Regions from separate parts of the Homo sapiens genome. Here regions 1, 3 and 4 are each linked to region 2. The links are chromatin contacts, found by Hi-C in ENCODE. All regions are on one chromosome and are shown on one strand. Each heading gives the region's core, a stretch centred on a gene start or an enhancer-like site at or near the end of the contact. The rest is flanking DNA. Distances are from core to core; before and after follow the strand shown. Region 1 holds the start of CENPK (centromere protein K). Region 2 holds the start of PDE4D-AS1 (PDE4D antisense RNA 1). Region 3 has its middle 270 kb from the start of CWC27. Region 4 holds the start of PARP8 (poly(ADP-ribose) polymerase family member 8).

Evidence for each region. A loop is a pair of places that touch in the nucleus more often than their neighbours do. Pooled maps may share reads with other maps.
Region 1: a pooled map shows a loop between it and region 2 (8-fold over the local background). The contact joins the promoter of CENPK here to the promoter of PDE4D-AS1 in region 2. A Hi-C loop is called at or near these places in 4 of 50 pooled maps.
Region 3: a loop to region 2 is called in a pooled map, with 9 times the contacts of the local background. The contact joins the enhancer-like site here to the promoter of PDE4D-AS1 in region 2. A Hi-C loop is called at or near these places in 3 of 50 pooled maps.
Region 4: a loop to region 2 is called in a pooled map, with 8 times the contacts of the local background. The contact joins the promoter of PARP8 here to the promoter of PDE4D-AS1 in region 2. A Hi-C loop is called at or near these places in 5 of 50 pooled maps.

Annotation. Positions count from the first base shown.
Region 1 is chr5:65,561,700-65,566,164 of GRCh38, forward strand. It overlaps CENPK (centromere protein K), which reads right to left and starts at 1,469. Exons shown (of 11, transcript NM_022145.5): 1 at 1,399-1,469. PPWD1 (peptidylprolyl isomerase domain and WD repeat containing 1) reads left to right here and starts at 1,597. Exons shown (of 11, transcript NM_015342.4): 1 at 1,597-1,807. The coding sequence starts at 1,612. RefSeq lists enhancers at 724-1,385, 1,106-1,245, 1,386-2,046.
Region 2 is chr5:59,037,062-59,041,621 of GRCh38, forward strand. It overlaps PDE4D-AS1 (PDE4D antisense RNA 1), which reads left to right and starts at 2,705. Exons shown (of 2, transcript NR_198970.1): 1 at 2,705-3,009. It overlaps PDE4D (phosphodiesterase 4D), which reads right to left. Exons shown (of 15, transcript NM_001104631.2): 6 at 1,798-1,910. RefSeq lists a silencer at 2,074-2,143.
Region 3 is chr5:65,033,431-65,037,745 of GRCh38, forward strand. No RefSeq gene overlaps it. Among named protein-coding and RNA genes, the nearest start is that of CWC27, 270 kb to the left of the region's middle. RefSeq lists an enhancer at 2,084-2,600 and a silencer at 2,161-2,210. Within about 2 kb of position 2,366, at least 41 of the 41 ENCODE cell types and tissues checked have a DNase peak (open chromatin) inside an H3K27ac peak, as active enhancers do.
Region 4 is chr5:50,664,931-50,668,844 of GRCh38, forward strand. It overlaps PARP8 (poly(ADP-ribose) polymerase family member 8), which reads left to right and starts at 1,707. Exons shown (of 26, transcript NM_024615.4): 1 at 1,707-2,256; 2 at 3,141-3,195. The coding sequence starts at 2,166. RefSeq lists silencers at 1,550-1,699, 1,750-1,809, 2,502-2,831 and enhancers at 1,982-2,894, 2,330-3,529.

The DNA.
Region 1 (4,465 bases), core at 219-2,718, 6.5 Mb after region 2:
AGGTCCCCAGTTAGGACTACAATACTTAATCATTTATTGAAGAAAAACAGTATCTCTTTATTTAGGGATAATACTATACTTAAAGAAACTCGTACTATTAATTGGGAAAAGATTAATATACATGAAATAAGCAAAAAATACCCACATAATTCTAAAATACATTCATTTATTCAACAAATATGTTAATGTGTGCCATTGGTCAGACACTGGCTTTAGCTGTGTAGATGAAAAAGTCTTTGTACTTGTAGAGCTTCCATTCTCATGCAGACAATATAAATGAATGGATAACTAAATACATGATATGATTTCAGGTAGTCAGAAGTGCTATGAAATGGTAAAGTATACAACACTGCCTGCAAGTACTATCGGAATTCAGGATAGGGAAGCTTAGAAAAACCAACCCGGAAGGAATTAGTCCATAATAATGCTTAATAAATGTTAACTAGCTACATTATTATTATCATTATCATTATCATCTTCATCCTCATTATTGCATTGGTCTCTGAAAGATGAGAAGCTGTAAACATGAAGGCTAAATCGCTGTGGAGATGCTTTCAAGCATAAAAACATAAGAGTAGGAGGCAAGAACGAACAAGGGAAATTTGTGAGACACAAAAGAAAGTAGTCTGATGAGAGCAGAGGGCAGAGAAGAAATGAGACTTGCTAGGTAGAATGGTCAAATAATGGGAACCTTTGAAATAAAATAAAGTGCCTACTATGGGGGGGCAGTTCCTTCCCTGTACGTGGTGCCTATCTCAAGGCAAAAGTAGAGAAGAGATTTACGACGAGGATTTTATTAGGTTGGTGCAAAAGTAATTGCAGAGAAAAAAGAAGTGTTTTACGGAGGTCATTTTGACAAGCTGTATTTGATTTTTTAAAAAAGAGATTAAGATAATACATTTTATGTTATGTGCTTTTTACCTAATTTTTTAAAAATGAAGAAGACAGATGAGGAGGAGGAGAAAGAGTTCAGATGACTGCTAGGAGATGAAATCCTATACCAGAGAGAAGAAAGAAGAGTGACCCGTTCTGCCCTAGGTCTTTTGGTTATTTGAAGTAGCTGCTTCTCCACCCCACCCCCAGAAACAGTAACAAGCACTCACCACCTTCTTCAGAGAGTGTGTGAGAGAATAAAGGTCAGGAGAGAAAACATGTTTAGTGCATCTGAAAGGAAACCCGCGAGTTAACCACTTCCTTCTGTCCCCACCCTTCCATCTTTCTCTAAATATTGGTGAGGTTATGGAGCTTGCGTTGGCGCGCGGGAAGCCGAGAAGAACGGGACTCAAAGCCCGGCTGGGAAGTCAGGTATCTAGTTGGCCGGCGATAAGGGTTTCACCTTCAGGACTGGAGCTCCACAAGATTCAACCGTTATATCAACCTCCCCGGCCCAGGTCTTACCATCACAGCGTCACAAACTCCAGGTCGCCTAGGCGCTGCGCAGGAAGCGCTTGCCAGCCCCGGACTTCTGCGCGCGCTGCATGCCCATTGGATGTGCTCATTCCCACCCCAGCCAATCCCGAAACTCGCTCGGACGCTGACAGAAGACTGCGCCGCTGCTTTGGGATTGGTAGCTGAGTTTTGTGTCGCGCCTTTTCTGACGATGCGAACAACATGGCGGCGGAAAGTGGTAGCGATTTTCAGCAGAGACGTAGAAGGCGCCGGGACCCGGAGGAACCGGAAAAAACAGAACTCAGCGAAAGAGAGCTGGCAGTAGCAGTGGCGGTGTCCCAGGAGAACGATGAGGAGAACGAAGAGCGCTGGGTTGGACCTTTACCTGTGGAGGCAACACTGGCCAAGAAGAGGAAAGGTAGCTGCAGACATAGTACCGGGACGAATTGGAGTGCTGCGTCCGCTGAGTAGGAGGGTTCAAGCCAGATCCGAAGAGGGATGATGTGTGGAGTTTTGTGCCCTCAGAACAGAGGGCCGTCCTCTCACTTCTGGCTACTCCATACTTGCATGTCTTAACGAAATAGTGATTTAAGCGTAGTACAACGTCTTTTTGATAATATCTAACACTTTTGATCATTGATTTGTTATGACAGATGCTAAAACTAACATTTTCCTATTCTTATGTGTTTGGCTCCTCTCATTTACTCCCCACAGCAGCCACATGAAGTTGGAATTTCGAACTCTTATTTAGGTATGCAAAAGGGTACCAGTTCTCTTTAAGGCTTTAGTTCAGGAGTGGTGTTAATGTATTAATGTGTTGGGGCGCGAGAGGAAGGCGGTGCTTATTTCGAATCATGGTAGGTAAAGATAATTTCAACTCTGACACTTCCACTAATAAATTTTCGCATCTAGGGAAAATGACGTAAGCTTCCTAGATCACAGATTTGTTTTCATCCAAAACCCGAAGTCTGTGGTTTTGAAATCACGCTCTTGATACGATGGGCTGAGTCTTTTTGTCACTAACGAGGAATAATCACAAATTATTATCAAATAAAAGGGGTGGGAAAAGGGGTAGATTAAGTTTTCTTGTCTTTGTTGTTTTGTTATCTTGTTTTTCTGTGAAATGTTTTCCTTAAGTATTTAAGACATTTTAAATGTGGTCTAAGCTCAAATCGTACTTTAGCACCTTCCCTTAAAAAACTTCAATGATTTGTCATTATTTTCTCTCTCTTTTTTTTTTTTTTTTTTTTTTTTGAGACGGAGTCTCGCTCTGTCGCCCAGGCTGGAGCGCATGCAGTGGCGCTATCTCGGCTCACCGCAACCTCCGTCTCCGGGGTTCAAGCGATTCTCCTGCCTCAGCCTCCCGAGTAGCTGGGGCTACAGGCGCACGCCCAGCTAATTTTTGTATTTTTAGTAGGGACGGGGTTTCACCATGTTGGCCAGGATGGTCTTGATTTCTTGACCTCGTAATCTGCCTGCCTCGGCCTCTCAAAAGTGCTGGGATTACAGGCATGAGCCACGGCGCCCAGCTCATTATTTTCATTAAAGCCCAAACTCCCTCACATGGCATATAAAGCCCTTTATGATGTGATCTCTCCTTACCTTCTTAGTGCATCTTCCATTACCTTCCTCTCCCAACCCCTTACTTTGTACTCCACCCATTCTAAAATCACTCGAGAATCGGTCTTGTACTTTTTTTTCCTCTGGATTCCTACCCAGATATGGTGTTTCTACCGGGAATAATTTCCCTCAACTCTTCCACTGAACTGACTTTTGGTCAACCTTTAGCACTTAGCTATCATCTTCTCTGGGAAGCCTGTGACTTCTCCAGTCTGGACTGGATTTCTGAAGCACTTTGATCATAACTCTGAGGTAGTTATATATCAATACTGAATTTACAGGTAGCCTTCAAATTTTATGTATCCAAATTTTGAAGAAGCTGTTTTTTTGAACGTTGTATATTGACACCCTTACAGTGCATTATCATTTTTACTTCCTGGTCCTCTTATTAAATGTTTCCATAGTAACCATTTTATTTATGGCACTTGCCGCAGTTTCTAATTATATATTTATTCATGTGATTGATGAATGTTTCTCTCCACTGCTAAGACTGTAAACAAGTAAGAACCAGAATCACGCCTTTTTTGTTTCATTGCTTGGTGTACAGTGCTTTGCCTAAGTATTTAATGACTGCATATTAAAGCTTTTATGCTGGTCTTTAGCTATTTTGTTGCATATGAATATTTTTGCAAGTTCTTTTTTAATTAAACGAGTAAGGAGAAATGTAAAAATCCAGAAATATCGAAATGCTGATATTAGTGTTACCGGACAAGTGTCTTATAAACTTAATATAACGGAGACAGATATAAATTAGTAGGTGTGAAAATCTTTCCTCTTAATCAGTTATTTATTGTTTTAAGACAGCCAATAGTTGGCCGGGTGTGGTGGCTGATGCCTGTAATCCTGGCACTTTGGGAGGCTGAGGCGGGCAGATCATCAGGTCAGGAGTTCTAGACCAGCCTGACCAACATGGTGAAACCCCGCCAGTCTCTACTAAAAATACAAAAAAATTAGCCGGGCGTGGTGGCGCACACCTATAATCTCAGCTATTCAGGAGGCTGAGGCAGGAGAATCACTTGAACCCAGGAGGCAGAGGTTGCAGTGAGCTGAGATTGTGCCACTGTACTTCAGCATGGGCAACAGAGCAAGACTCCGTCTCAAAAAAAAAAAAAAAAAAAGCCAATAGTTTATTCAGTTTGAAGAAAAAAATTGAAACTAAAAAACATACATAGAATGTTACAAAAATATTTAAAATTTTGTCTAAATGGACAAGTATTTAACAATTTCAGCTTTCTAGAAATGGAGTCACCCCCTTTAACATGTTCTTTGGACATTGGACTGTTGTATATATTTTCAGAAAGACATGATTATATAGCACTATATCTCTTCAGGACAGGAACTGTGTTTTACTCTTCTTTATGCCCATGTGACCTAGAACGTATTGTGTTCTTAGTAAGTATTTGTCCACAAGTGAACTATCACACAGAAAAAGGAATCTGGATCAGATAGGATTAAG
Region 2 (4,560 bases), core at 1,455-3,954:
GGCAATTATTATGACCTAAAAAATTTTTAAATCTTAACGTATAGATTAATTCCTTGACAGCTGAAGTCATTTACAATACATTATTAAATTTCACATTCAGTTTTAAATCCAAACATAGATCTCAACATTAAGAATATGGATTTTAGGGAAAGTAACTAGCTGCTCAAATTCATTTAGCTGAAAAACTACTGTCGAATCACCTTGAAAATATACACTAATGCTTGCACATTGCTAAGTGGCTTTTGATTCTGCTCTTCATTTTCTTACACAGAATCAACCACACAATAGAATTAAGAACTCAGGCCCATGGCAAAGTGCTCCCATTTAGCAGTTAGGACACTGGACATATTCAGCATATGTCTACTGCTATTGAGAATCAAATTATGAAAACAAACTATATTTTATAAAACTAAGAATTTGTTACTCAGATGAGAATAAAGGTGCCTAATGCTACAGCAGGGGGTAAAAGTCCCAGTAAGAGAGCAATAATTGGTCATTCTGATGAGGAGCTGTGCCAAATTTAGAAATGAGGCACAAATGACAAAAAAATTGATCATCAGTGTGGACATGGGTAGGTCAGTGTGCATATGGGTAGGTTAGTATCTGCTGGCCGTGTCTACAGAGCCCCTTTTATTTATTTGAAGCCAACTTTTCACTTGACAATGCTACCTACAAAAGCACTGTTAATAGATAAGACAATCAAGTGGCTGTTATGCCGTGGCCTTTTTGTAAAAACTGCATGAGAACAGGTGGGATAAAAACCATAGAAAGGTAGAAAAAAAAAAGCATCACTCATTTAAAGATATGTGCACATAGATGAACTGTAAGATAATATAACCTTCTTGACCTTGTAAATAGGTGGCCAAAAATACTTAAATATCTTGACGAGGCAACTATTACTAATTGTCTCACAACATTACCAGTCCTTACTGGCTGAATCCTTCAGCCATCTGCATACGACATGCACAGGCAAATAGCCACTAAAAACATACACAATTCCAATTATCTCCTTGCATAACTAAAGACAAAAAGAACAGGAAATCCAAAAAATACAGCAAAACTGAAAACACTATACCTTGCCTTCCGTGCTATTTTAAGGCTGTCCCAGGCTGAAGGTTACTTCTCAGCCCTCAAAACTCCATTAACTGCCAAGACCAGCACCTTAGCACATATGGCACAGATGCCTAGTTGAAGCCTCCTTGTACTAAATGACCTCAAAAAACTGGGCTTTCTTTCCAAGATTAATGGAAACAAAAGTAATGATCATAAGGAACCTTCTAACTCTGTTAATGTTTCCTGCGGATATGTATGGCCAACTGAATATATAAAGGCTCAGTTCTTGCGGGGTACCCTGACAACTAGATGAATTAGGGTGAAGGTTCCAAGTTCGATGAACTCTTCTGAGTTTGAGTGCCCTAGGTGGTGACATTCAAGTGATTTCACAGACATCCACCAATTCTTATTTTCAACCGGGAATCCCAAGAACACCTTTAAACATGCAATGCCCATGGACCCTACTGGGTTTCTGCTGCAAGGGCTCAGTGTTACTTAGGAACCCTGTGTCTTGGGAGATACTTAAATTTAGCACGTCAAATTGCTTTTGGAAAATGTTTATCTGGCGTGACTAGGGGAGGCAAAGCAAGGAAACAGGAACCTCCCTCTAAGGAGCAGAATAGCCAACATGCAGTAAGCCTAAAAAACCTCTCAATTTATTTCCCGGGGCTATGGGTACCAGTGGCTCGCCGGCATGGGAATCAGCAGCCTGGGGGCACCAGTGACAGCAGAACCGGGGCTTACCTTGTTGGAGGCCATCTCACTGACGGAGTGCCTGGTCTGTAGGGTCTCTAGCTGGTCCAGACACCAGTCCAGCTCCTCCAGGGTCTCGCTGGCCAGTTTCTGGTAGGCCTCCTCTGCGAAGAGACAGGGAAAGGGGGACTCAGTTCTCAAGCGCTTCACGGGTCCGCTAGCGAGTTCAAAGGGGGCCATCCTGCCATACCCCGCCATGCTCGGATGCCCGGTGCCGGCACATGAGGGCTGCTCCTTCATATTGCCCAGCCCGGCAGTGCAACGGGGGCGGAGGCTGTGCTCGCGGGGCGGCCGGCCTCGGGGAGGCACGGTCTCTCCAGCTTGGCGTCTCGGGTCGGCCTCCAGGGAGGGCGTGCAAAGAGCGGCGAGCCAACTTTCACACAGCGACGCGAGCGGAAAAACCACTATGCGACTTTTCAACTGTGCGGCGGGCCCGAGTCCCAGTCCAGGAGCCCGGCTCTAGCGGATGGCGAGGGGGTGGCGAGCGCGCTTGGGTGCCCGCCCCGCAGAGGAGCGTCTGGTCCACAGCCGGATCTCCTCGGTCCCCAACCCGGAGCCGCGGCCCCACGCCCGCCCCGCCTGCCGAGCCTTCTGCACGGCACTTGAAGTGAATGAATCAGCCGCGGCCGGGTGCGCGGCCACCACGTTTCCTGTTTTCTTTCTCAACTCCTCGGGCGGCAGGCGCAGCGCGGCTCCAACGCCGCAGCTTTCCGGGAACACTCCCCCTCACGCCCCTCTCGGCCCTCGGCGCTGCCTGGCTCCTCCTCAACCCCCTTACGAAAAGATTCCGAATTGCAAAAGCCTGTCCCTGTCCGTGCCACCCGCCGCGTCCTTCCCCTCGAGCTCTGCCCCGGGGGCCCCGCCACCTCGCAGTGCCATCCCCCCGGCGCAGCCGGGCGCCACTCGCTTTGAAGTGCAGACGAGGAGGCGCGGGCGCGAGCGTGTGTGTCTGTGGGGCTGCTGTGGGACTGTCTGTGCTAGGAGAGCGGCGGAAAACCCGGCGTGGAGCGCCTGCAGTCCGCCGTCCGGGGTCGCGCCCGCCGCGGGGCTCAGGAGGGACCGGCACGCAGGCGCGCACGGCCGCGCACCTGTCTCGCTAGAACCCCGCGCGCCCCGCCGAGCCACTGCCCTCCAGGTTGCCCAGACCGCTGGAGCCTCTGCGACTCCACGACCGGCTGCTTCCTGCGAAGTTTCACAAACAAGGTTATTTAGGACCCTCAAGGTTTCTGAGGGTTTAAGTTTTAGGGTTTCTGGGGGTTCGTTTCTAAAGGCTTAGGATTCACCTACTTCAAGGAGGCAGGGTTGTGGGAATTAAGACCGCATTCTTTTTCTACCCAGCCCAGTCCCTACTAAGTACCAGACTTCTAAATGTTGGGGCGGACAGAAACAAGCAAACAAAATATACAATGTTGTGGGGTCGGAACGCTTTATAATTCACAAATTTGACAATAGGCTGCATTTTCATATGCCGAATTGCCTAAGAGTTCTCTTAAAGGAACAGCAATGTGAAAGAACCACATGGTAAGGAGAATTTACGCATGTCCTGCATACTACTCCTTTCCCCTGTGAATTGCATAAGACCTAGATGATCTTGGGCCAAGGAAGAAAATCTGGAAGGGTGTTTCTACCCACCATGTGCAGAGTACACTACAATTTTGAGAAAACGGAAAGACCATATTCAAAGGCATACAGAAAAGCCTGTTCTGTTTACAAAGGCTGACCCAGGGCACCAGGGACACTGTCCCTAAGCAGATCAGTTGTGGGAGAACTTTTCTACATTAGCATGCAATAAGCAAACCATTCATAGTGAGGAGAAGTCAAACTCCCAAGGGTCCATTTGATAAAACTTTGTCATTGTCGAGTGGAAAGAAGATACTGAGAAACTTACACTAAGTGGTGGGATCCCTTGTCTTTGTCTTTGAATCTACAGGTATTGGAGAAGAAATTCTGCCCTTGAAATTTAGACTCCATAAATTAACATGGCACAACAAATAAAGTTCATGGACTGAATTTAGGCTCCTGGGATTTTTGAGATAGCTTTTTATGTGAACTTTGTAAAAGTTAGAGTAACTTTTAAAGTAGTTGTTACATGTGCCACGTGGCTTATTGTTATCAAGAATACTTGAACTATTTACTGTTCACTTTGAGTACTCTAGGTTAAAATTTGCCTCTTTTTTGTTCTACTTCCTCCACCCCGCAGTCTATGTAAATATATACTTTAGATGGACAAACAACTGCCTAAACCTTGCCAGGTGAATTAAAGTTTCAGATTGAAGCTTTTTTTTCCCCCTTAACAAGCTTAAAGATATTAATAATTTTAAATGGTAAATATAAAATACCTGCTCTGTATAGCTTCCCCAATTCTAAGAATGTAAAAAATATTACATGCTTGTTATAAAAATTGAAGCATTACACACAAATATAGGAAGTCCATTGTAACCCCACACCCTAAAGATCACAAACAATACTTTCGCCTATGGCTCTAACACAATCATTTTCATTTTACTGAATAACTTCCATATGCAAGTATAGCATCACCTAGTTGCCATGGTAGTGCATCTACTATATGGTTTGGTTTTGATATTTTCCTCTCTCTCTCATTCCCATAATATAGGAATGTAGGAAATTTTAAGAGGACATTGACTTGTTTTATGATCATTTGAGCTGTCCATAGTTAGCCTATCCAGTGGATTAAAGATGCATAACCATTGTGTCTGGGATTTGTTCAGTGCCATCTTTTCAATCATTGGTTAC
Region 3 (4,315 bases), core at 1,116-3,615, 6.0 Mb after region 2:
GAGGTTAGATGCTTCTGTCCTCTTCCCAGATCCCTTCTGCTCTGAGTCCCCGGTATTAAGGCTATCTCCAATAGCAGGGCTAGAATTTTAGAAGACTGGGCCAAACGTATCTCTGAAACCTGGGAAGCTCTTAGCTTGATCCCTCAGAGGGCTCCCCAGGGATCAGTCTTCTACAGTTCTAAAAGCAACCCCAACCCCACGTATGCTGCGTCACCTAAGCTGGGTGCTGCTGCTGATTTGAGGTGGTCCAAGCCATAAGCCAGAGGCCCTGCTCTGGCTGATGTTAGAATCACTCAAAAACTTCGAAAAACACAGATGTCTGTCCCACTCCCAACTCTGGGACTCGATATTTTTTAAAGTTTCCTGGGTAATTCTGATGATGAATGCCAGTTTGAGAAGCTCTGATTTGAGCAGCTACCAAATATCCCTATCTATTCCTCCCATGTCTTGGAACTGGACTATCTTTCTGAGCTACATAAACCTGCTGCTGTTTCTCCTAAATCCTGTTAGTTGTTGACTCTGGTTACCATGAGCTCCAAACAGGTGATAGGGAATCAAGCTGCTGATTGTGGCTTAGGAGCCTCTTCTCCCCACACTCAGACCCTTGATCCCAAAAAACATTAAAGATATCATATTTCATCCAAAGAAATATAATCAAGCGAGAACAGGGGTTGTAGAATCAGTAGCAGCTAGTGTGGAACAATGGATGTGAGTTCAAAAGATTTAAAGGCCTGAGACTCCAACAGTGATCCAAAGCAGATAAAAGGCCCTTCTCCCTGCCAAGGCAATCTAACGTGCTGTAGCACTTACTGTACTGGTGAACTTCATGAAGCAACCCTAGTGAGACGTTTGTTTTCTAAGGGAAAAGAAAACAGAAAGATTGTGACAAGCCTTGATGTGATTAAAACAAATGAGCAGAGCAATATGTTTGTAGGTATTGTTGAGAGGTGCCGGTGCTGCCCACCTGGCCCAAACTCCAGCTCTATCTCCGTCCATCTCTGTGTTCCAGGTACTTTCTTACACCCTGCCCACTGGACCATGGGCCTCTGTGGTTCACTGGTTAACACTTGCCTAATCAACTAGACAAACACAGGACGGGACAGCTGGGCGCTGAGCTGCCAGGGCACATGTGGGAGCTGCTTCAAGACTGACCACGAGGCCAAATTAATCTAAGAACCTGTTGCAAGAGCAAATGCTGTGAAGGCAAGATGGAGGTGTCCCTGGGGGCCCAGTGGCTTCTCAGTGAATGGGCTTCCATTCTTCTTTTCTGCTTGACCAGCCTAAAAACAAGAGGCTGGCCTCACAGAGGATTCTTCTTAGAAGATATTGCAGAGCCACTTATAAGACCAACGTATTTCACAGCCCAATATCCTTACTGACATCTCAGACCACCCCTCTCCCCACCTTCTTTTAATCACTTTCTTTTCTCCTCCAGGGCACAAACAGCTTTTATGCAAATTATCTCTCAGGACAGGTGTGAGGGCTTTCCGCAAAGAAAGACTGATCGCATCCAAGGTCCTTTATCCCTTAGAGGGCTCCCCAGGGACAAGCAACCTGTTCTGCCCCAGGGCTGCCGGACGCCCAGTTTTCCTGCTGTCTCTCATCACAGGGGCGGTGGGGCGCGCCCGCCTCCAGCCTGGCTCTGGACCCGGGGCCCCGCCACCTCCCAGCAGCGGGCGCAGAGAGCCTTCTGGTTACCCCCGAAGCTGAGGATTGCAGTGTTCTAGCAATGGATGAAATCCTTTTTAACCGACTGTAATAAAAATAAGATTGTGAATAACATGTGACTATAGACCTCCAAAAAACTGGCGGCTGTGAAACCCATACTTTAAGAAGCATGGCCTCTCTCTCGAAGTGGCTTCCAGTGACGGTCCTGGATCTACTTCACCCTTTTTGGCTCGGGTACTGGAACAGGTCTCGGCCAAACTACTGTCTCACCGCCATAGTGATAATCATCTTTAAAAGCACAGCTAGTCGGTGCGCGACCACTGCGCGGTACAATAAGAACCTGTCGGGGAGGGACCACGGCAGGCGACTGGGAGCTTGTGGACTGCCAGGGTCTGGAGCGGGCCCGGCCATCCCGCCGCTGCGCATGCGCCACCCAGGCCGCTGGCCGGAGAAACCTAGTGGCGGCGGGAGGCGGGAGGCTGGGAGTACGCGGGGGAAGCTGGAAGCGGGAAGCGGGGAGACGCGAGGTGGGGGCGGGGCGCACCGGCGTCCCGGCTGGGCGTGACGGGCGAGACCCCAGCCCGGTCGCGGCGTCTGAGGTTGCAATCTCGTCTGGGGCACTCTCGCGCCTCGCCCCTACCCGACTTCTTTTCAGGGATTAGTTCTGACTTCATGATTAATCAGCACTTTCTGGTTTCCTTAGGGTGACGTCATCTCTGCTCAGAGATAAAACAGGCTCCTTTTTGAGGGTTGCGGGCAGCCTGGGGGCCCGGGTCCGGGAGGCTGTCCCGGGGACTGCGCCCCGCCCACAGGCGACAGCCAGATCGCGCTGCCGGCCCCTCGAACGCTGGGTTCCCTGGCCACAGCGCGTCTTGTTTATTGCTTTTGCGGACTGGTTAAATGCAAAAGCTCAAGGTTTTCTTTCTTTTTTCCGTAATTATAAAAGTAGGACATGCTCTTTTAAAGGGTGGAAAATTACGAAGAAAAAAGTAATCACCCAAAGCCCCACCCTCTAGACTCAACCTCTGTTAACGTTGATGCATTTCCTTCCTGTCTCCCCCCACAACCCCCTTTCTTTGCAGCAGATCTTCAGGTTTTTAACGTCATTTAGTCATGTTATATCATTTTGTAGCCTACCTTTTTCACTTATATTGTGGCAGAAACTTTTTTGTGCTTTTTTCAAACATTGCTTTAAAGATCATAAAGATCTACTCCTTTAGTAGAGGTATCATCAAGTACTTAAACACTATTTCCGTTTATGAGCATCTAAGATGTTCTCAGTTTTTACTAGTGTATGAGGTAGACCATCCCTTCACCCTTACTTACATTTGCCAGGGTTTGATGGTTGGTGGAGCATACAAGCCCAAACTAAAAATTTGATCAAATATATGTCAAATTGTGAGCAAAACTTGAAAGCTTCTGCTCTTTTCTATATTGCTAATGATAGAGAACCTGGGCAGAAGCTGATTATTTGCAGGATGAGCTTTTGTGCCTGTGAAGGAAGGCCCTGACCTGAATGGGACGTGGAGAGTTTTGCAGTGGAGATGGAGGCTGGTGGCAGAAGGCAGAATGAGAAAGAGGGGCCAAAGAAAAGAAAGTCAGCTGGCGCCTAAAGGAAAAACTCCCCATGAAGATAAATGGCTGATGATTTTTGGAACACTGATGTTGAACATGCTAATTCTGTTAGTCCAAGCTCCAGTCTCCTTGTTTCTTTTACTAAAAAACTAGAGAAGTACAGGAGAAAGAACTGGGCCTAAATGAAGAGAGAGTCACACTATTTAGTGCATTTTCTGCCTTCTAATCTGTCCCCCTTCTCTAAAGTCCTTTTCCCACTTCATGAAAGGGTAATATAAGGTTTCCGTAAGATTCTAGATATCCAGGATAAGCAGAGGACATGAACCATCCAGATCTTCTCCCTCTCTCTTTTTTAAGATGGGGTCTTGCTCTGTCACCCAGGCTGGAATGCAGTGGCGATCTGGGCTCACTGTAGCCTTGACCTCCTATGCTCAAGAAATCCTCCCGCCTCAGCCCCCAAGTACCTTGGACTACAGGCACACACCACCACGCCCGGCTAATTTTTTTATGCTTCTTGTAGAGATGGGGTTTCACCATGTTGCCCAGGCTGGTCTTGAACTCCTGCTGACCCCAGGCAAGCTGCCCGCCTCAACCTCCAAAAGTGCCGGGATTACAGGCATGAGCCACCATGCTGGGCCCATCTAGAACTTCTCTGTGAGGTCTGGCATGAGCCTACTTCTATTTATCCCCTGCAAATCACTTTAACTGAAAGCTGTTCACTTCTAAAATGAGGTTACAGGAAAAAAAAAGTAAGTATGTTTTGGTAACTGAACGTGATGGTGGGAGAAAGGCTGGTGGTTTGAGAATAAACTCAGCCTCCCAGGGCCTTTTGCCTAGAAGGTCTTACACACTCTTGCATTGGTTAGCCTGGTTAGTAAAGGGCATGCAACTCTACTGCTTCTAAGAACACTGTAGGTCCTTCCTGTGCTCAGAGTTGTGTGACGATCTGTAACTCAAGGGAGAAGCTGGAACAGCCAGCTTTTGACATCTCCCTTGTTGCTTGGTCTGGAGCAACTTTCCCTTTATGAGAAAAAGTGTGACACAAACTCTGTCTCCAACCAAGCCAGTTTTC
Region 4 (3,914 bases), core at 457-2,956, 8.4 Mb before region 2:
AATATAGGACAAGTCACAAGAAGGCCTATTTTAAGGAGTGAGTAGTAAACTAAGAGCTCATCCAGACAAAAAAATATTTGGTAGCTTTAAAACTATTTCACATTTATTTGTAGTAAGGGTTCTACTTGGAAGATGCAAGCCTTGTGGCTAGATAACTATAAAATAAATTCTTGTGAGTTAATAGACTTTCAGCCTTTCAGAGAAATTAAAGCACATAATGGAAGAAGAAATACTCATGATTCTCAGTGGTGATGTGGAAGAGAAGAGAGCATTTTTGGCAGCCAAAGGGCCTACACAAAGCAACATATCCAGGAAGGACAAAGGGCTTGAACCTGTCCTACCCTAAACAGGAAGCATTTCAGGAGAGGACTGAGCAGGAGATATAGACTGTTGTGACTGTGGCTTTACTACATCAAAGGCTGCAGTGGATCTCAATAATGCAGAATGTTTCCTTTTGTAACTCATAGTGAATATGACTGGACAAGGAAATTATTTTGTAATTTGTTTCCTGAAAGATAAAGGAGTTAGAACATAGGATCTTTCATTGATTCTACAGAATCTTAAGACTCCTTCAGGGATGGCAGTCATTCCTACCGTGCTGAACATCATGTTGTCACGGTCAGAATCAGAACTAAATTGATTAAGGGTCTGAAACAGTTTGGCAACTCTTGGGCACTTATGCTGATAAGAAAAGTGATGAGACAGGGTAATGAAAAGAGGCTGCAAGAAATGACCATTCGTGCATTCAGCCAACATTTAGGCCACCCTCCTGTATTCCAGGCACTGTACATGGCACTGAGTATGCAAAGCAAAAGGAGTCATGGTCTACTGGCGGGAGCCTTCTCAGTGGAGAAAAGATCAACAAGAAAAGTGCCTGCTGGAGACCTCTCCTAGGGCATAAACCAATATAGAGGTGGGGCAGCTACGTCAGCCTGGGGTGTCCTTAGGCAGAACAGAAAGTGAGAATCAGAGCAGTATCTCATTTCTGAACACCTGGATTGTAGCTTTCCCTTGACTGTCAAAGGAGGTGGTTTTAAAAATCAAGCCAAACAGGTTTCCATCTTTTAGGAAGACCCTGGAACGTGCCAGTTGATTCTGACCATTTCTCATGAACAGAAACACCTAGGAAGGGAGAACTGGTGAGTTTCAAGAGGAGGAAGTCCCTCAAAAGGGGCTGTGTTTCGTAAACGGCGCCCCAAAAGGGCTGAACTACTTCGATCTGGAGGAAAAAGACTCAGGCACTGAGGGAAGGGGAGGGTGCACGTCTGGAGTAATTTTAAGGCCTTTTCCGTGTTATGTGATGTGGCAATAAGGAAAGATTTGTTCGTTTTATTATTTTTTTAATTTTTAAAGATTTTCTTTTCCCCCCTTTTCCCCCTCCCAGCCACTCCGGTTTGGGTTTGCCACAAGACTATAATTCCTTTAGAAAGTGGAGTCGAATTCATAAAAGTGATGGGGGGAGGGGCGCGGAGAGGGAAGGCTGGGAGCCCCAGGGAGTCTTCACGACCGCTCAGCTCCCGGCGCGAGTGGAGGTCGGTGTGGGGAGAAGCGGCTCCCGCCCGGGATGGCTAATACTCTGCGAGCCCCGGCAGCCCGCGGCCGGCGGGGTGACTAGGCGGCGGGCGCGGAGGGTCTGCGGCGGGCGGGCGGCGCTGCAGCAGCCTGGGCACGGCTGCCGCCGCCCGCGGGCGCGAGTGTGCGCGGGTGTGGAAGGCCGGCGTGCGAGCCGTGAGGGGTGTGCGCGCGTGAGCCGGAGCGGGGCTCGCCCCTCGCCGGCGCCCGCCGCCCAGCCGGTGATTGCTCTCTGGCTGTCCCCGGCACCTCGGCCCCCACGGCCGTTGGTCCGGGCGGGTGAGGGAGAAAGTGAGACTTGGTGTCATCACCATCCATTGTCAGAAGGGGAGGAAATTGGAATCCAGCAGCGGCGAGCAGCAGCTGGGCGGTCACATCTGGGAATGCAAAGCCGACCTCCCCCTCCTCCTCCTCCTCCCCCTCCTCCTCCTCCTCTTCTCTCACCCAGGATCACTTCCGAAACCACTTCGCCTTCAGCCCCTGCCTCGGCCAGAGGTTTCATTTTTAACTGAATATTTACGAAAGCTGGAAGCGTGCGAGGGGGGTGGGGTGGGGTGGAAATAGCGGCTGCTTCTTTTCCAGGGATTTATTTAATGGGGATGTGTTCAAGGCAAGAGCGAATTCAGAAGGATATCGACGTCGTGATCCAGAAGTCCAGAGCTGAGAAGGACTGCCTGTTTGCAGGTGAGTTCTTGCTTTTCCAGAACCTCGGACCCAGCGCCCCCTTCCCAGTTTTCTGACCGCGACGTCTGTGGCTGGGGGTGGGGTGGAGGGTTGCACGTCCCCATTCTGGGGTTCATTTGGCAACAGCTGCTGCAACGAGCGCGGGAGCCAAAAGGGGGAGGGGGCGCCAGCCTCTCCCCTTCCCCTCCCCCACCGCCAAGTCTGAGGCAGCCACCAGCTTTGAGGGCAGAGCCCGCGTGGCCGGAGCGGGGGTCTAGGCGAAGGGGCAGTGCGTGGTATTTCCAGCCCCGCGTAGTGCCCGAAGCCTCCAAGCACGCTTCCTGGGTTCCAGCAGCGGCGGCAGAGCGGGGTTGGTTTGCGCAATGGGCTGAGCGGCGGCGGCCGGGAATGGAGCCTGCTGCGCTGCGCTGCGCTTGTAAGCTGCGCCCGGCGCCGAGGACCCCCGGGGGGCAGCGCTCGGCCCATCTCCGGCCCCTTCGGCTCCCTCTAGTCCCCTCCGACTGGCAAAGAGAAGGGATTCCTCGGATTCCCAAGGCACCCAGCGCCCCTGCCTGGGGGTCGCCTTTCGTCCATTTTGCTCCCCCGGGATTTTGCTTTCGCTACCGCGAGCCCGGCTGAGGCTGCTTCCGGCCTCCCCTATCGGGAAATTCCCGCTGTTGCCATGGCACCCGGCACTTGTTGCGGGGGGCGGCCTCCCGCTGCACCCAGTCGGGGGCGCGCCGCATCCCCTCGGACGCGGCGCAGAGGGACCTCGCCGCCCTCTAGCCCTTGCCTTCTGCCCGGCCAGGCCTCCCCTGACACCACCGAATGTGGGGCTCAAGTCCTGATCGGGGTTAAAACAAATCCACTCCAGGGGTAGCTTTTGACGGGACTTTCTGTTTCAGATTTCAGATACTCTGACTCCACCTTTACTTTTACCTACGTTGGCGGCCCCAGAAGGTATTTATGTGTATAGAGTTGCTTCATTTCCTGTTCACACTCTTGTGTTTCCTTTGTTCTTAGCGTGTTCCGTGTTCGGGTATTTTGGTTGCTTGTTTGTTTGATTATTGTGGCTTTTCTTTACCTGCTACCCAAGCCTGACGTCCCTCGGTTTTAAATAGCAGGAGGAGGGGAATCAATGTTTGATTCAGGTGTTTCGAGGACCACGCCACAGGCAATGAGCAGAACTCTTCATGTTGAAACTGTTCTGCTACAGTACTAGATTGCTCTCAGGCGATTTGGGGTTGATACAGGCACGCCGGTGCAAAACTGGAATACTGGATATGAAGTGAAATGTATAAAAGACATAAAATGTCACAAAATAGTTTGATCAGAAGTGTTGATTTTCCTGGTGAGTTGGGGCTGCGTGTTTCCATGTTTTCTGAAGGTTTACATAAACATGCAGCCTGCCAATTCTCTGTACATTTTTTTTTCAATGAGTGGTATTTCGGTTTTCACGTATAGAAATTGGAGACTTATATGTAGCTGGAGTGGATGACTTCTTTCTTTTGGGGGAAGAATGAGAGATGCACATTTCGTTAGTAAATTGTGAACAACTTGAAACAAACCCAAATCCAATTTTGAATTTAGGAAGTAGAGTTAAAATGAAAGGTAGCCATTCAAATACTATGCCTTGCTACCTTCACTTGTTGAGTTAGGATTTTCTTCCTTTTAGCCCT